Regions from separate parts of the Homo sapiens genome. Here region 1 is linked to region 2. A link is a loop called in an ENCODE intact Hi-C map of the cell type or tissue named here. Cell type or tissue: heart left ventricle. All regions are shown on one strand.

Region 1 (8,000 bases), 120 kb before region 2:
TTCCTAAATCTGTATCACTTATCCACTCAGCATGTGTGTGCATGTGCCTGTGTGTGTATTCCATTTTTTTATTTTTATTTTTTAAATTGAGACAGAGTCTCACTCTGTCACCCAGGCTGGAGTGCAGTGCTGCAATCTCGGCTCACCGCAACCTCTGACTCCTGGGATCAAGCGATTCTCCCACCTCAACCTCCTGAGTAGCTGGGACTACAGGTGTGCGCCACCACGCCTGGCTAATTTTTCTATTTTTATTAGAGATGGGGTTTCCCCATGTTGGCCAGGCTGGTCTCAAACGACTGCCCTCAGGTGATCCGCCTGCCTTGGCCTCCCAAAGTGCTGGGACTACAGGCACGAGCCATCGTGGCCTGGCCCTGTAATTCCATTTTTTAATGAGCAAAATATGTACATCAAAAAGAATCAAGATACACAAAAGTTTTTCTCTCATCCTTGTTCTCTACTCATTCATTAACCTGTCTCAATGCCATCAGTGTTTTCAACTTATTGGGTATTCTTCCAGAGAGAGCTTATATATTCATAGGAATTGTGCAGTCCTCTCTTAAAACCACTGGTTCCATATTTGCACATTTCACAAGCAAGTGACTATGCCAATGTCTTTACCAAGGGAAGAAAAAGTGTTGGATCTTCATTCAACTATTATGTGCCAGCTGCCTCTATACATCCTATCCCATTTAACCTTCATAATGCCTTGCTGAAGTTGATACCTGCATGTTCAGCATGGTAATCTGAGGTTCAGAATATGTCTCAGTCCATTTATATTGCTGTAAAAAAATATCTTAGACCGAGTAACTTATAAAGAGTAGAAACCTATTTTTCACAGTTCAGGAGGCTAGAAGTCCAAGATCAAGGCACTAGCAGATTTGGTGTCTGGTGAAGGCTGGCTCTCTGCTTCACAGATTTTACCTCTTGCTGTGTCCTCACATGGTGTAAGGATGGAAGGCGCAAACTCACTCCCTCAAGCCCTTTTATAAGGACACTAATCCCATGTATGAGGGTGGAACCCTTACAGTGCAATCACTTTCCAAAGGCCCTATATCTTAATACCACCACCTTGAGGTTTAAGTTCTACCGTGAGTTTTGGAGGGACACAAACATTCAAACCATAGCAGGGTAGTTAGATGACACATATTAGGCCAAAGAGCTAATCAAGATTTGAAAGTGGAATTTAAATCTGTGTGCTTTGGTTTGCCTGCCTCTGAAATATCTTTTTTTTTTTTTTTTTTTTAAAGAAAATGATGTTTATTTGGAAATAGAGCATTGCAATGGAAATACACACGCCATAGTAAACTATGTGTGTATTCGGAGAGATAAAAGAAGACACAGGTGTTTTTGTTTGTTTGTTTGTTTTTTGAGATGGAGTCTGTCTTTGCACTGTCACCCGGGCTGGTGTGCAATGGTGCAGTCTCGGCTCAATGCTACCTCCACCTCCCAGGTTCAAGTGATTCTCCTGCCTCAGCCTCCCAAGTAGCCAGGATTACAGGCACCCACCACCACACCTGGCTATTTTTTTTTTTTTAATTTTTAGTAGAGATGGGGTTTCACTATGTTGGCCAGGATGGTCTTGAATTCCTGACCTCATTATCGGCCCACCTTGGCCTCCCAAAGTGCTGGGATTACAAGAAGACACAGGTTTTTTAAAGGAAAAAATGAGGACGATTACGTAGTTGTTTTAAAAGAAATAGCCTTGGCTACATAGATCAGTGGCAAGGGTTATGGCAATCTGAAGTTGGACAGGCGGTTGCTGGGCAGATAAAGCATCTATTTGTTGAGATCCTCTATTCGTGTGTATCTGAGCCCTTGAAGCATCAGGTTTCTGCTGGACGATTGGCTCTCTCTGCCACAGTGGACTACACAGGTCTTCCTCCTCTGCTACTCTGTCTTCTAGCTGATTCTTTAACAAAGTATGCTCAAGGTTGTGAAAGCTTGGCCTCTTTCCTTGTGGCACTTAGAGCCATGATTTGAAGTGAGTTGATGGTCAATAAATGTCCATTAATTAAATTACTTGGCACTCCCTCTGACCTCAGCCTAGAGCCCTTGCTATTGCTTCCTCTGCTCCTAAAACTCCTGCAGCTTTGCTCAATTGTTTTTCTTTTAGGATTTCTCCTTTTACCATACTTATCTCTCTAGAGACTTGTTTCTCGATGTGTGGACCTTGGACCAACAGCATCAACATCACCTAGGAGCTTATTAGAAATCCCAGCACTTTGAGAGGCCAAGGTGGGTGGATCATGAGGTCAGGAGATCGAGACCATCCTGGCTAACACAGTGAAACCCCGTCTCTACTAAAAATACAAAAAATTAGCCGGGCATTGTGGCGGGCGCCTGTAGTCCCACCTACTCAGGAGGCTGAGGCAGGAGAATGGCATGAACCCGGGAGGTGGAGCTTGCAGTGAGCCGAGATCGCTCCACTGCACTCCAGCCTGGGTGACAGAACGAGACTCCTTCTCAAAAAAAAAAAAAAAAAAAAGAAATACAGATTCTCAGACCCCACCCTAGACCTACCAGATGAGAATCTATTTTCACAACATCATCTGGTGGTTACTATGCATATTAATGTTTGAGAAACACTATTCTAGATATGCCTACAGGTGAAGTCGAGTCAGCTGCCTGAGGTCACATTTGAAATGGTTTTATAAGTACTTACAAAATACACAGAATTTCTCCTATGCTCCTGAAAAGCCTAGAAAACTTACTATATGTTCATTAAGAAAAAATTTGCTGACCTCTGCTGTAGAATCTATGCCTTACTGTACTTGAATTTGGGATGGATATTTAATCTTGCTTTTACCCATGTACCATGGGCACGGAGTTGAGTGCTGATTCTGCCATGCTTCTTCTTCTGTGCACTTACCGTGTTTTGTACATTCACATTCATGACTTCACACTATGATTTACATTTTGTTTGTATGTTTGCAGGTATGGTTCTCTACTAGGCAGAAAGCTTCTTGAAGACAGATGAGGCCAGGCTCCCTAGAAGCAGAGCCTGGAATGAGGATTCTTGTTGAGTGAGTCATTGAAGGAGTGCTCTCAGGGAGAACCTGGAAGGGAAGGAGGAAAGCGGGACAGGCTAGAGGAAGAAGCTAAGCAAAGATGTTGTGGCTGCACTGGAGTCTAACTTCACTGTGATTTCTTGGGGTGCTCTGAAATGTAAATAACACTGTAGACTTGCCCCACCTTAAGGCAAGGGGCTGAGCTTTTTGTGCCACATATGTCATTGGCCTGGGCTGGCTGTGGAGGAAGGCATGACCTCACAGGCTTTTCTGGATGAGGCTGCTTCCCTTCGCTGAAGCCACCTGTGAGCCTTTGGCAGCCACTATTCAAGCAGCTGGGGTGGGGAAGAGTCAGTTCCGTTGTGGCTTTTTATTTTAATCTCTGTATCCTTGGTTTCTGGCACTCAGTAAGCATGCAGTAAATCTTTGCTACGTGAGTGAGTCTCTTCCTAATATAATACTTAGTCACCTGTTAATTAAAATAGACAGTACCCATTATCTTTGTTTATGTTCATGCAATTAATAAAGCAAATATTCTTCTGACTAGTTAGTTTAACAAGACTAAATGAGATCATCCAGATGAAGGTACCTAGCAAACTACCTGACATATAATAGGCAACAATAAATGTTAATTTCCCCTTAAGCTTAAATAGGCTATATATATTTTGTTAGGAAGAGTGTTTCCTGTTTATGGCTTGTAACACATTTTAATGAATCAAGAGAGATTTCTGCTATTACCTGTATAATCTCTACTTGAGGTAGAGATCTCTGCTTGAGGTAGAGACCTCAGCTGTGAAGAGGTATAATGATGGTATAATCTGAGCTGTTGTACAAACAGTGATATTAGAAAGTGAAGGAAGTATCAGAGAAAATATGATTAGCTGTTAAAATCATCTACACAAAAATAATGATTGCTGCCAGGTATTTAGTGCTTATTACAGGATAGGCACTGTCCTAGGAGCTTTATGTACTTTATTACCAGGCCCCCAAACTACCCTATAAAGTGGATGCTATAAGAGGTTGGTACACAATAGGTAGACAAAGTATGTAATTAAGATAATAGCAAAACAAGGGCACCAATATGTATATTTTTTTGATATTTAAAAATTAGCATTAAAATAGTAGTTCTGTTAAAAATCAGAATTTTATGGATTTTTTACATTTATTATTATTTTTTAAAACTTGAATTACATAGGGGATTACTACCACCTTTCTAGTGCAGAGGATTTCTGTAAGTCTTAATTTCATTTCCTCTTATCCCTGTGTATTAATTAACCCAGTTTCAGAACTGAGGAAACTGCAACTCAGAAAGGTCAGATAGCCACTGGCTCCATGAAGAGTCAGGAAGCTGGTGACAAAGAAATCGGAGGGCTGGAGGGTAAAAGCAGGCGAAGGTGATACTCAGAGGAGAAGGACACTGGAGAAGTCAGTCCTGAACCCACCAATGAGGTACCGCTGCAGCTATGTCTGGAATTGGCTCAGGCTGCCAATTCCAGAAATCCGGAATGAGCCAGATGAAACCGCTTTAGCAATCTCCAGCAACTACCCTTCTGTCAGAGTCAGAAGCAGAAATCTCTTTTTCCAGTCTTCTTATCTCTTGCCAGTGCCTCCTGTTGATAGAATCGACCGGGAAGTAAGCAGGCGGGAGAGTCTCAGAAATGGAGTTTGCACATACCCAGCCTCGTAGAGGAGAATAGAGAAGCTGGGTATGGGTTAGAGAGATGATATGTAAATAACCAGAACACCTATACAGCTGGAATGTGGTTTGGCCAGGCTATTTCTTTGTAGAACTAATATATTTTATGACAAAACTGTACTATTGAGCTAATCTATGTACTTTACTTGAAAATTCATGTTTGAGTTAATTTACTTTACTTGAAAATTCATGTTTCTTAGGATTGAAAACTGGTTCATTTGTCCTCTGATTTTGGCTTTTTATTCAGCTTTGAATATGATCTTTCAAAACAGAGAAGAAATTTTCTCATATAGGTGACTTTATTAATATTGGCATTGGTGCTCATGGGTTGAAATCTCAGCATTTTGGAACCCTGCTGGGATGTTCTGCTGCTACTCATTATGACATTTTCTCATCCCCCAGAGATAGCCTGTTTGAAACTGAAATAGCAATTTGTATTCCTACTTGCAATATCCCAGTTATTTGGTAGCAATTCTTAAAGTGTGTCTAGAGCCAACTGGCACTGAATTTTTCCATTACTGATACCCTTTTACTCATGATAATTTATGGAACACCACTAAATTAGGTAGTGGGAATACTAGAATAGATAAGATAAAATTCCTGTTAATGGGAAGCTCATACCATAATATTTTACCCACGCTGAGATAGTTTTAGTTCCCTAGCAAACACTTTTCTCATAGAGAAAAATGTAAACTTAGGTTACACAGTTTCTTTTCTTTTTAAAGATACCTATTCTCCATTTTAATCTAAGGAATTCAATACAGAGGAGGGACATTAAAGATGGTAAATTTTGTATCCTAGTATATTCCTGCGATGCTCACTAGTTTAGCTGGATAGTCTTGTTTTATAACATTGGTCCTCTATCTCTTGCTGGAGTAATAATGGCTGAGAAGTAACTGTTGTCTCATAAAGAAGGACATACAGGAATACTGTGACCTGGCCTCATTTTGTTTTTGCTGGCACACAAAGATTATGAGTGTGACAAACAGAAAATTATAAGGGAGAGTGACTCCTTAGCTCCAGATCATAGAATATTCTCCAGCAAGAAAGTATTGGACATGACCAACTGTGAGGCACTTTTCTCTATTTTACACGCTTATTTAAAAAATAATGCTACCCATTACCTACAAAATCAACCAAGAATCCATGGCATGACATTCAAGGCCATTAAACAAAATTCCTGTTAATGCGAACCTCATACCCTAATATTTTACCCAAGCTGAGATCGTTTCTATTAGTTCCCTAGGAAGTCACGTTCTTCCTCCGATCTTTTCTACCATTAACAACTGATTCCTATGACCAAGCTCCAGCTTTGAGCAGTTTGTTAAGCAAAACAACCCTTTTTAATGAAAACAAAACATTATACAGAACATCAAAGTATAACATAAATGCAGAATTGGTCCGGTTAAGAACGATGGAGGATCCAGAATTCAAATGCCTTGTCTTGTTTGTGCTTTGGCCACACAGGCACTTATTCCAAATTCCAGACTGTTCTGGCTAGTCTCAATGTTTCATTTTTGTCTATTTCTTTGACTTTGTCTATGGATTTTTGTTGTTGTTGCTTGGAATGATCTTCTCTAGCATCTTGTGTGCAAATGCTTCTCCAATGTAAATTCCATGTCTTCCAGGAAGCTCTTTATAATTTGCTCCACTTGAAGCCAAGCTAGACCTCCTCTGTGTTTCCAGTGGTAGTATTCAGGGAAGGTTGTTGTACTGCGTTGTGAACCATCTTGAAGTCAGGGACTTCCTGTCTACCTCTGTACCATCATGTTTTGGACACCATATTAGGTACACAAGGATTTTACTACTTTTTCAAAGAGAGCAACATTTACCCTGATGTAGGTTTTTGGCAATTCTCTCTGGATACAGGTGAAGATTTTCCAAATTTATTTTGGTATTTCTACCACATGGTGTTATTTTTATTTCCCCTTGAGGCTCCACTCAAATGCCACATCACAAATAAAATCTTTCTTGAATCTTCCCAGATGAAAGTAATGTCAACTTCCTCTGAATGCTTTAAAACACACTTTCTGTCCCTCTCTGCATTTTCTAGCTTCTGTTATACAGCCATATACATGTCTTATATTCCACCCAATATTGCAAGTTACTTAAGAAAAGGTCTATGTTAAGGAACTGTAAGAGTATCTAATCTACAGTGAAGTCAAACATGGTTTCCAACCCAGGCTTCAAATCTGGGTGGCACTGATCAAAAGACTTGACCTCTCTTTGAATCTCAGTCTCCTCACTGTGAAATGAGGCTAACAATGTCTCCTTCAGAGATTTTTTTGGAGAAGATTAAATTCAACAAGATTAAAATATCTTACCTTGAGCATTCAAAATATAGATTCCATCTCCTAGATTAATTTTGAGACTTTCCTGGAAACTAGTATCATCCCTTGTATGAAGTATATGCTCAATTAATGTTTATTTGCATGTTGAACTGAATTAGGCCAGAGGAATTACTATTCTAGTATATATTAATGAAAGTTATGTGGAAAAAAATGGTTCTGTTGATAAGTTTGGGAAGTGTTGAATTTTATCTGAATAATTTTTTTAAGGATTTAAACATTTGTTTGGTTTTCTAAAGTGAATTATTTGACTCTTTCTTCACAGAGAATCTCACAGGGTGAGTGCCCTTTGCAACAGAGGTTGGGTAATACACAAACAAGGTACTGGCCTTAAAGGAAGTGGAAGGATAGCTTGTGTCTTTTCTATGATAGGAAGGCTGGCAGGCTGTACAGACTCCAAAGGTTGGTATTACCAAGGTAGATTCACCATGGCCCACAGTCTAATCTTATAGGCTCTTAAAGTTGGCTTGTCTTCCAAATGTGGGTTGGAAGCCCATAGAGTCCTCTTGTATAATAGCACTCATCCCAACCATGTTAAAGAAGTTACTGTACCTAGATGGCTTAGAAGAGTGCCTGGCACTGAAGATTTACATACCCCTTTAACATGCACATTTTGTTCTCTCATTCACTAGATAGTGCATTTTCTTTACTTTTTTTGTGCATTAGGAAATGGAAATTCAATTCAATTCAACATGCAAATAAATATTAATTGAGCATATACTTCATACAAGGAACTATACTAGGTTCTAGGGAAGTCTCAAAACTAATCTGGGGAATGGGAAATTGAGTTTCAATTTCCCAGTGTGGGTTCCTTCTGTGGATTGACTCACATTAACCAAGTTTAGAGACTGGTAAATAAACATCAATGTGAATTTGTTAATTTGCCATGAGCACTCTTATTTCCAGTAGAATACACAGATGAACTGGCCTGATTACATAATTTCCCCA
Region 2 (8,000 bases):
ATCACTTCTCTTCAAGCAGCCAGAAAGAGTAGACAGGAAAACACAGATAAGACAGCTCGGGCACAGAGAGAGGTTGGGGGAAAGTCTTTTGGGTAACTGCCAAACTTCACCTTCATACAATGGGCCCCAGTAAAACAGTGGGCCTTAATAAGCACATTCCTTTCCCTTCAGGTGCACTAAGATAGGGAAGCTAAAAGCAGACTCAGGTGGGGTATGCCTGCATCTGCAGAAAGATGTATGGGAACAGACACACAACTCTCCCTCCCAGATAAGCACAACAAAGAGACACAGAAGCAGTCCAAGCTTCTGATAAACTCTCCCACCCCGAATCCCTAAAAACTCAGTCTGTAAGAGAGCATGCCTCTCACCTAAGTCGGCCAGAAGCCCCTCTCAGGTTTGTTTTTTCTAAAATAAATCTGTCCTGACTGGCAAGCCACCTTTTTGTGCTTCTTTCCTCTTTCTTTAATTCTTATAGTTTGAAAGAGAGACTTGTGAATAAATAATTAAAGAAATATGATTAGTTAAAAAATATAGGTATGAATAAATAAAGTTTTATGAGATATAGAACAAAAAGGAGTTTAATTTTACCCAGTAAGGTCAGGGAAGACTTTGTAGGACCTGATAGCCTATATATATATGTACACCTGTGTGTGTATATATATATACACACATACATATATATATGTATATAATTAGTTGAAACTATGCAGACAGAGAAGGCAACAAGCATTAAGGTGAGAAGGTGCCCCAAGTAAAGACCACTAAATCCTTGATCAACTAAGGTCCTTTCTTAGCATATCAAATGTACTACCTATTTGTATACTACAAATATATGGACTGTTATTGATGAAAATGGAAATATGGAAAGAACCATTTAAAATAAATGATGGTTTTTACTTTACTAAGATCAAGTATTTAATGATTTAGTGCTTCACTTAAGGAATCAGAATTGTGCTTTGGGGAAAGCTTAGCATTTAAAATGAAGAAGAGAAATAGGCGTGGATAGCAGGGTCAGTGAGAGATTTTTCAAGACTGAAAATCTCTGGGAGAGAAAGAACAAATCCAGAGATACACTTTAGTGTGCATTGCTCCATTCTATTTGCCTCCTTGGCAGGAATGTCACTTGTGGTTTATTTTCTAGACCCATGATATATGGTCCCTTTGCTCACAGCCAGTTAAAGGGAGGTGGGTGCTGAGCAGGTAAAATTCCATGTATGCCAAAGTCCCTCGGGGTTGGGAATTGGTTCTATCCACCCTGTGTGGGGGCACATAGATTTTAGCATACCTTGTATGTTATATTGCATCAGCAGCTGTTTCTGGATATGTTGCAGGTTTCCTCCCAGCCTCTGGACTACTAGATTTTTTGCATTTCTTCCTGACACCAAAACTGGTTTCCCATATAACATCCCCTGTAGATTGTGGGAGCTACTTCCCACTATATTCCTTTTTTCTGTTTATTCTCTATGGGTGATTTTTTTCCGTGAACCTATTTGAGGCAATCATGGAATTTGATGGGGAATACTTTGCCCCTGCTCCCTGATACTGTGCAGATGAATTAAGCCTTCCAACTTATCGCTATAACACCAAGCCTGCACTGCAGAGAAGCCACTCACACCCTACCCCTCCCAACACTCTGGCATTATTCTTAGCTCCAGTCCCAATCTGCTGGCCTCAAAGCTTTTGAAAAACACTTTCCATGTGCTCTCATTCCTCCTGGCTTCCTGCTTACGGCCCTGCTGCTCTGTCAGGCTCTGTTTCTTTGCTTCTTCCTACCACCACATGCTGCTCTTTAGCCATCCTTTTAAGCAACTCATCCAACTGAGCCATCCCTGGGACTATCTCTAGACTGGAGGCCACTGTGGGGGCACCCTCATAAGATTTTCTCTGGTCCTTGCTGCAAAGACTACTGTATATATCAAATGATGGCCATAATAACGAGGGCTGTCTGTGAGGGGCTTTACGCACATTATCACATTTAATATACACAATGTATTTTAGGTTATTCATAACCATTCTCACTTTTTACACAAAGAACTTACAGGTCAGAGAGGTAAAATGCTCTGTTCAAGGTCAAGTAATTGGAAAATGGAAGCTCAAGTTTGTCTGACTCTAAAGCCTCTGTGCTATTGTTTGAATATTTGTTCCCCAAACTTCATGTTGAAACTTGATTCCAAAGTTGGAGGTGGGCCTAATGGAAGGTGTTTGGGTCATGTGGGTGGATCCCTCATGAGTGGGTTGGTTGTATCTTCATGGCAATGAGTGAGTTCTTGCTCTGTTAGTTTCCAAGACAGCTGGTTGTTCAAAAGAGCCTGGCACTTCCCCTCAGCCCTCTGTCTCCTCTCTCACCATGTGATCTGCACACAGCAGTTCCCCTTCACCTTCCACCATGAGTGGAAGCTTCCCGAGCCCCTTACCAGAAGCAGATGTTGGTGCCTTGCCTCTTGTACAGCCTGCAGAACGGTGAGCCAAATAAATCTCTTTTCTTTATAAATTACCCAGCATCAGGTATTTCTTTCTAACAACACAAATGGACACAGACCTCCCTGCTGTTAAATACCCTGCATCCCTGCCTACATAAACAGGTGAGATTTTGAATGATTGTCCTCAATTCTAAGGACCACAGACATATCCCCCACTTTTCTAGTGTTTCTTAGTTCTCATCAACCACACTTCACGTTTCGGCAAGTCTTCAGCTCACCTCAGCACACTGCTTAGACATGTGGCTGGTGGCTTGTGTCAACCCCTCTGGGGACTAATTTTGCAAAATGGGTCTCAATGCAGCAAGTGACTGTACAGCTTAGTGGAAAGTACTCTATGTAGAGAAAGAAGCAGAAAAAAGAATAACATTCCAGGGGAAAATCCTTTTGTTCCCATTACAAAGATACTTACTTAAGTGAAAAATTCAAGGTTGGGCATGGTAGCTCCCCACACTTTGGGAGACTGAGGCTGGAGGATCACTTGAGCCCAGGAGTTTAAAACCAGCCTGGGCAACATAGCAAGAACCTGTCTCTACAAATTTATTTTTAAATTAGCCAGACATAGTGGAACACACCTGTAGTCCCAGCTATTCAGTAGGCTAAGGTGGGAGGATTGCTTGAGCCCAGGAGTTTGAGGCTGCAGTGAGCTATGATTGCACCACTGCACTGTCTCAAAAACAAACAAACACACACAAAAAGAAAAGAAAAGAAAAAAACAAACAAGGTGCAGAACAAATGTGCATTCACTTTTTGGTGTATATAAAAGTATACCTATTTGCTTGTTTTTAACAATAAGAAAAGAACAAAGAAAAGATAAATTAAAACCTAGTAAAAATACCCTTTATGGGTATAGAAAAAACAATAAAGAAGAATGTGCTTTGTTTTATAGTTTTGACTTTGAAGTCATGAAAATGCTCTAGATAAACAAAAGGAAAATATTTCATAATCCCAAAAATTAGGGAACAAAATTAAATATGACGTATGAAATTGATGGCATAACAATGCAGAGAAAAATTTGTACAAGTGACTTCTAAACACAGAATTGGAGTAACTTGACTGTACATTGCTAGTAAGATAATTCTCAGAATGAAAGGAACCACTGAGAAATCTTGAACTACTTTCAGTAACAGTGTTAGCATTTTGAATATATTAGTTATATATTTAAGAATAAAAACAAACAGTTAATGCAGTTAGGGGTAAAGGTTCTCAAGAGTAAGACAAAAGACATGTAAAATCAAAGAAGTTAAGTAAAATGCTGCAATCTTTCATTTGAATTGGAAATGTCAATATGAATTTAAGATTTTTTTCCATATAAACATGCGTTTTCTATTTCTGGCTATGAAAAAAGATGTAGAAATAATACAACTCAGTACTGTTGCAACGTTAGCATCCAGATTGTATCTCTAAATATCATTTCTTGATTTCTAGGAAATCAAGTTCCTTAGAAAAATGACTAACTTCATGTCTGGGGAAGAAATTATACAAGACCTGGGAATGCTTTGTATGTGAGATGGTGCTAGAAAGCTACAGGAGCCCATGTGAATGTAGTCTTAATGGCCAAAGATGGCACAATTTAATCATCAAAAAGAGTAATTACCTCAATGGATTAAAATGTATCAAATATGTAACAATCTAAGAATTCTTCAAGAATTTTTCTATAAAAATACTCCTTTAATTGGTCACCTCTGAAGGTTGCTAGGATACCAAGTCATTGTTCCAAAAGTCTGCAAATAGAAGAATCAAGGACTTCTTATACAAATTATATTTCAGGGTTACCAAATAGTGAGAGAATGTTCTTTAGAGGTGAATTCCAGCTACCAAATGCAGAAGCAATAGAATTGGAATTCACTATTTGGCAACATGTAACAAAACGATATTGGTGGTTAACACTCACCATTGGCTGCTAAAGCCTCCAGGTGAAAGATTGATAGTGAATTTTATAATGACTGGATTAGGCTGGCAAAACCTGAACTTGACATTATGGGCCTTCCGATGTAAGGCGAAGTACAGATTCCCAATTATGAGATATTTTTTGAGAACAAGGAAAAAAGAGCTGAATTCAATGAAACTTCTATATCTAATTACCAATGTACAAAACTGACAAGGGATAAGCGTCCCACTAAACCATAAATATGCAATTTGTCAAAGCTGTAGCATGGAGAGCTCTTACAGCCAAGACCTCTTTTGCTTGCCAAATATTTGTTGAAGAAATCAGATGGCTTGGCATATGTTACACCTCAGAGCAGCTTTGCCCTGAAACAAGGGAGCTGGGCTCTCACACTTCCACGTGCACCCGTCACTGGCTAAAAATCACCTTGGAAGGCATAAACTCTCAGGTACTTCCCAAGCAAAGCAGCTCTGGAGTCTAAGGTCAAGGCTCAGAAGAGGAGTTGCAGGTGCAGATCTTTGCAGATAGAAGCACGCCGAAGCCTGAAGAGGGGTATGCAGAAATGGTCAAAGGATCCAAGTGAATCTGGGTGGAGGACCAGCAGTGCCCATTAAGAATCCTCTAGGAGAAAGGAGAGCATGTATAGTGGAAGAAGAACAAGAGGGTCATGATGTTGAGAAATGGTACAGGTGCTCATTAAATGATTCTACTTTTCTGTATGTTTGCAGATTTCCATAAAAACTTGGGAACAGTAAACAAATCATGATGATCTTACCTGTTAGACACACTGTATAATATAAGTAGTTCTAATCAGAAGAGATTCATTTGATCAGCAAGTTTGTTTCTAATTCAGTTGGTGAAAACTTGGAAACAATTCACCTGTGGAAACAATGTCGTATCGTGGTTAAGTTCTTCAATAACGCACAAAAGACACTTGCGCCCATGACAGGAAGTAATACCATATGCTAACAATGAAACACCATAGAAAACATGGAGTCAACACAAGTAATTAGATCACACCATGCTTCTGAGAAAGCAACTGCTTTTGTTTTTTCTTTGATGCTCTAGGGAAAGCAGCTGTTCTCAGAACTCCTTTGATTTCAGTTTATTCTCTGCCAAAGGTCCCTTTACAACTTAACCATGGGTTAGAGACTTGCTGCAGGTGTGTGTAGGAGGAGGGTGTTTGCCTTTTAATGATCAAGGGGTCACTATTGCTGCTGCTGTTACAAGTGGTGTCGCATCAGCACTCAAAGCACAGGTTCCCCAGTGCAACCTTTCCCCTCTCAGTCAGGGTCAGGGTTTCAATTAGGAAGGAAAGTAGTAAGGGAGACTCCCACACAGTGAACCTGTTTTTCCCAACAATACTATAGTACCTAAGCATGAAGCTTTAGTGAAATTATTTCTCACACAATCCAGTCTCTTCACCTCATGAATTCATCTTTGATCTGCCACGCAAACTCCTTCCAGCCCTTCCCCAGGATAAGCTGGCTTTGCCATGCATTTCTCTGCCTCCAGTTCTAATCCACATCCTTGTCACATGTAGGTTTTCTCGTTATGTCTTTATCATAAGGGAAAGCTCCATTACCAAGATGCACACCCTACCAAAAGAACAAGATGCACACTCTACCAAAAGAACCTGTCCTACTTGGTCCGTTCCAAGTGTACTTTCAGACAATTCACTTCGGGGGATTCAAGATTTCAAAATAATTTGTAAGTTTGCTCTCTCCTCAAGTTCTCATTAACCTGGATGCTCTTCCATGAATGTGCTTGTGATTCATATTATTAATGAACTTTGGTCCCTTTCTCTATTCCAATAAATGCTTATCATTTGAGCAGTATGACGTAATCATGCACATTATTTAATTTGGTGCTCAAAATAACATGGACTCCTTACATAAATAAGGTCAGAAAGATAGTGCGGCTTTCCCAAAGTCATGGTGCTGGTAAGAAATAGAGCCAGGATGTACCCCAAGTCTGTCCGACTGTACCGTTCACATTCTTCTCTATCTACCACAAGAAGAGCTGGGGAGATGTATCATGATCCCTGCTTCCTTCTTCCAATCATTTTCCAGATGTCCTGTGGAAAGGCTATCACTATTTCACCAAGAACCAGGATAATTTTCTCACCATCAAAATCAGTGACAAATGTAATGAGTAATAAACACAAGAGTTAACTCACTTTCTATGTGTTAGGTACACTCATAAGCTTCTTCACAACAGCCCAATGGAGTATATACTATTATTGTTTCTATTTTACAGACTAAAACCAAGGAGTTAAATTATTTCCTTAAGGCCACCTGGGTAAGAGGCAGAGTTGGCCTTTGAATATGAGCAGTCTGACTCCAGAGCCTTAGCCAGTATGCGACCCAACGGAAAGACAACACTGTGTCTGGTGCAGCCCCATCATTAAGTACAGAACACCAGTCCAGACCATTGCTAGTTCAGACAAGTGCTTCTGTGGCAGATCATGTTTCCAAAGATAGTGGCAAAAATATTTCCCATCCGGCGTGCTCTTAGAATCTGATCTTGGCTTTCCTCCTGTTGAGTGGCGGAACCTGTCTTCCAACCCTTGGACCTGAGCCGACCTTTGCAACTGCCTTCACTTATAGAGTCCAAAACAAGTGATATGATGTGTCTTCCAAGGCTGAGTTATAAAAATAGCTAATACTACTGCCATATTCTCTTAGAATGCGTGTTCTCGCAGCCCCACTACCATGCTATAAGGGAGCTTGAGCAGGCCAGGGAGAGCCCCATGTGGAAAGAAACCAGCACCCTGGCCCACGGTTCTGGTTCAGCTCCCAGTCAATATTCAGGACCAACTTTTCAGCTGCATGTGGGCACTACCTTGAAAGCAAATCTTCTGTCCTCTAGTTAATCTGCATCACCCACCTGACAGCCACCCATGGAGTAGAGATGTGCTTTTCCTGCCAAGCCTTACTCAAAATCCAGATGTATGAGCACAAGAAATGATTAAGTTCTTATGTTTTGGGGGTGCTTTTCTGAAGCAGTAAGTAACCATAATAGCTCCAAAAGCTACATCCTCTCAGCAAACGCATTAACACTTACATGTCGGGCTCTGTACCGGGCACTGCCACAGACCTTATCTGGTCTGTTTACAAATTAATTCTGTAAAGTACTGTGATTCCAAATTTACGGAGGAGAGACTGAAGGCAAGAGAGGCCAGTGAGTGCCTTACTCATTGGATGCTCATGAAACCAGCAGGCATATGATGGAACTGGGATTTAACTAAAGGTCTTTCTTAATTCAAGTGCTTGTCTTGTCACTAGTATTTTCTTTATATGTAGAATCCTGGTACACTAAAAGACGGTAACTGAAAGTGATAAACTAAAAGAAGCTCAGGACTGATGAGGTTAATGAAAACAGGCTTCCCTCAAATCTGGGATGATAGAATATTCTACTGTGACAATCAGATATAAGGTTATAATTTCCAATTGGAAAGTAGTAATAAGGATGATGATGAGATACTTACTGAATAAAAATTAAAATGAAAATAGGCCAGGCGTGGTGGCTCACATCTGTAATCCCAGCACTTTGGGAGGCCAAGGTGGGTGGATCACCTGAGGTCAGGAGTTCAAGACCAGCCTGGCCAACATGGTGAAACCCTGTCTCTACTA

What was found. A loop is a pair of places that touch in the nucleus more often than their neighbours do. Peaks named below come from ENCODE experiments on the same cell type or tissue, not always from the same donor. Only the 100,000 strongest peaks of a DNase experiment are listed, where the experiment ranks them.
Region 1: it touches region 2 in a loop (4-fold over the local background); 2 of 110 quality-filtered maps call a loop at or near these places.

Annotation. Positions count from the first base shown.
Region 1 is chr15:91,404,385-91,412,384 of GRCh38, forward strand. It overlaps LOC107984778 (a long non-coding RNA gene), which reads right to left. Exons shown (of 5, transcript XR_007064763.1): 4 at 4,451-4,618. Among named protein-coding and RNA genes, the nearest start is that of CRAT37, 55 kb to the right of the region's middle. In heart left ventricle, no CTCF peak of the experiment used is centred here; no DNase peak of the experiment used is centred here; H3K4me3 peaks cover 913 bases; H3K27ac peaks cover 3,581 bases.
Region 2 is chr15:91,524,296-91,532,295 of GRCh38, forward strand. No RefSeq gene overlaps it. Among named protein-coding and RNA genes, the nearest start is that of CRAT37, 65 kb to the left of the region's middle. In heart left ventricle, no CTCF peak of the experiment used is centred here; no DNase peak of the experiment used is centred here; H3K27ac peaks cover 2,208 bases.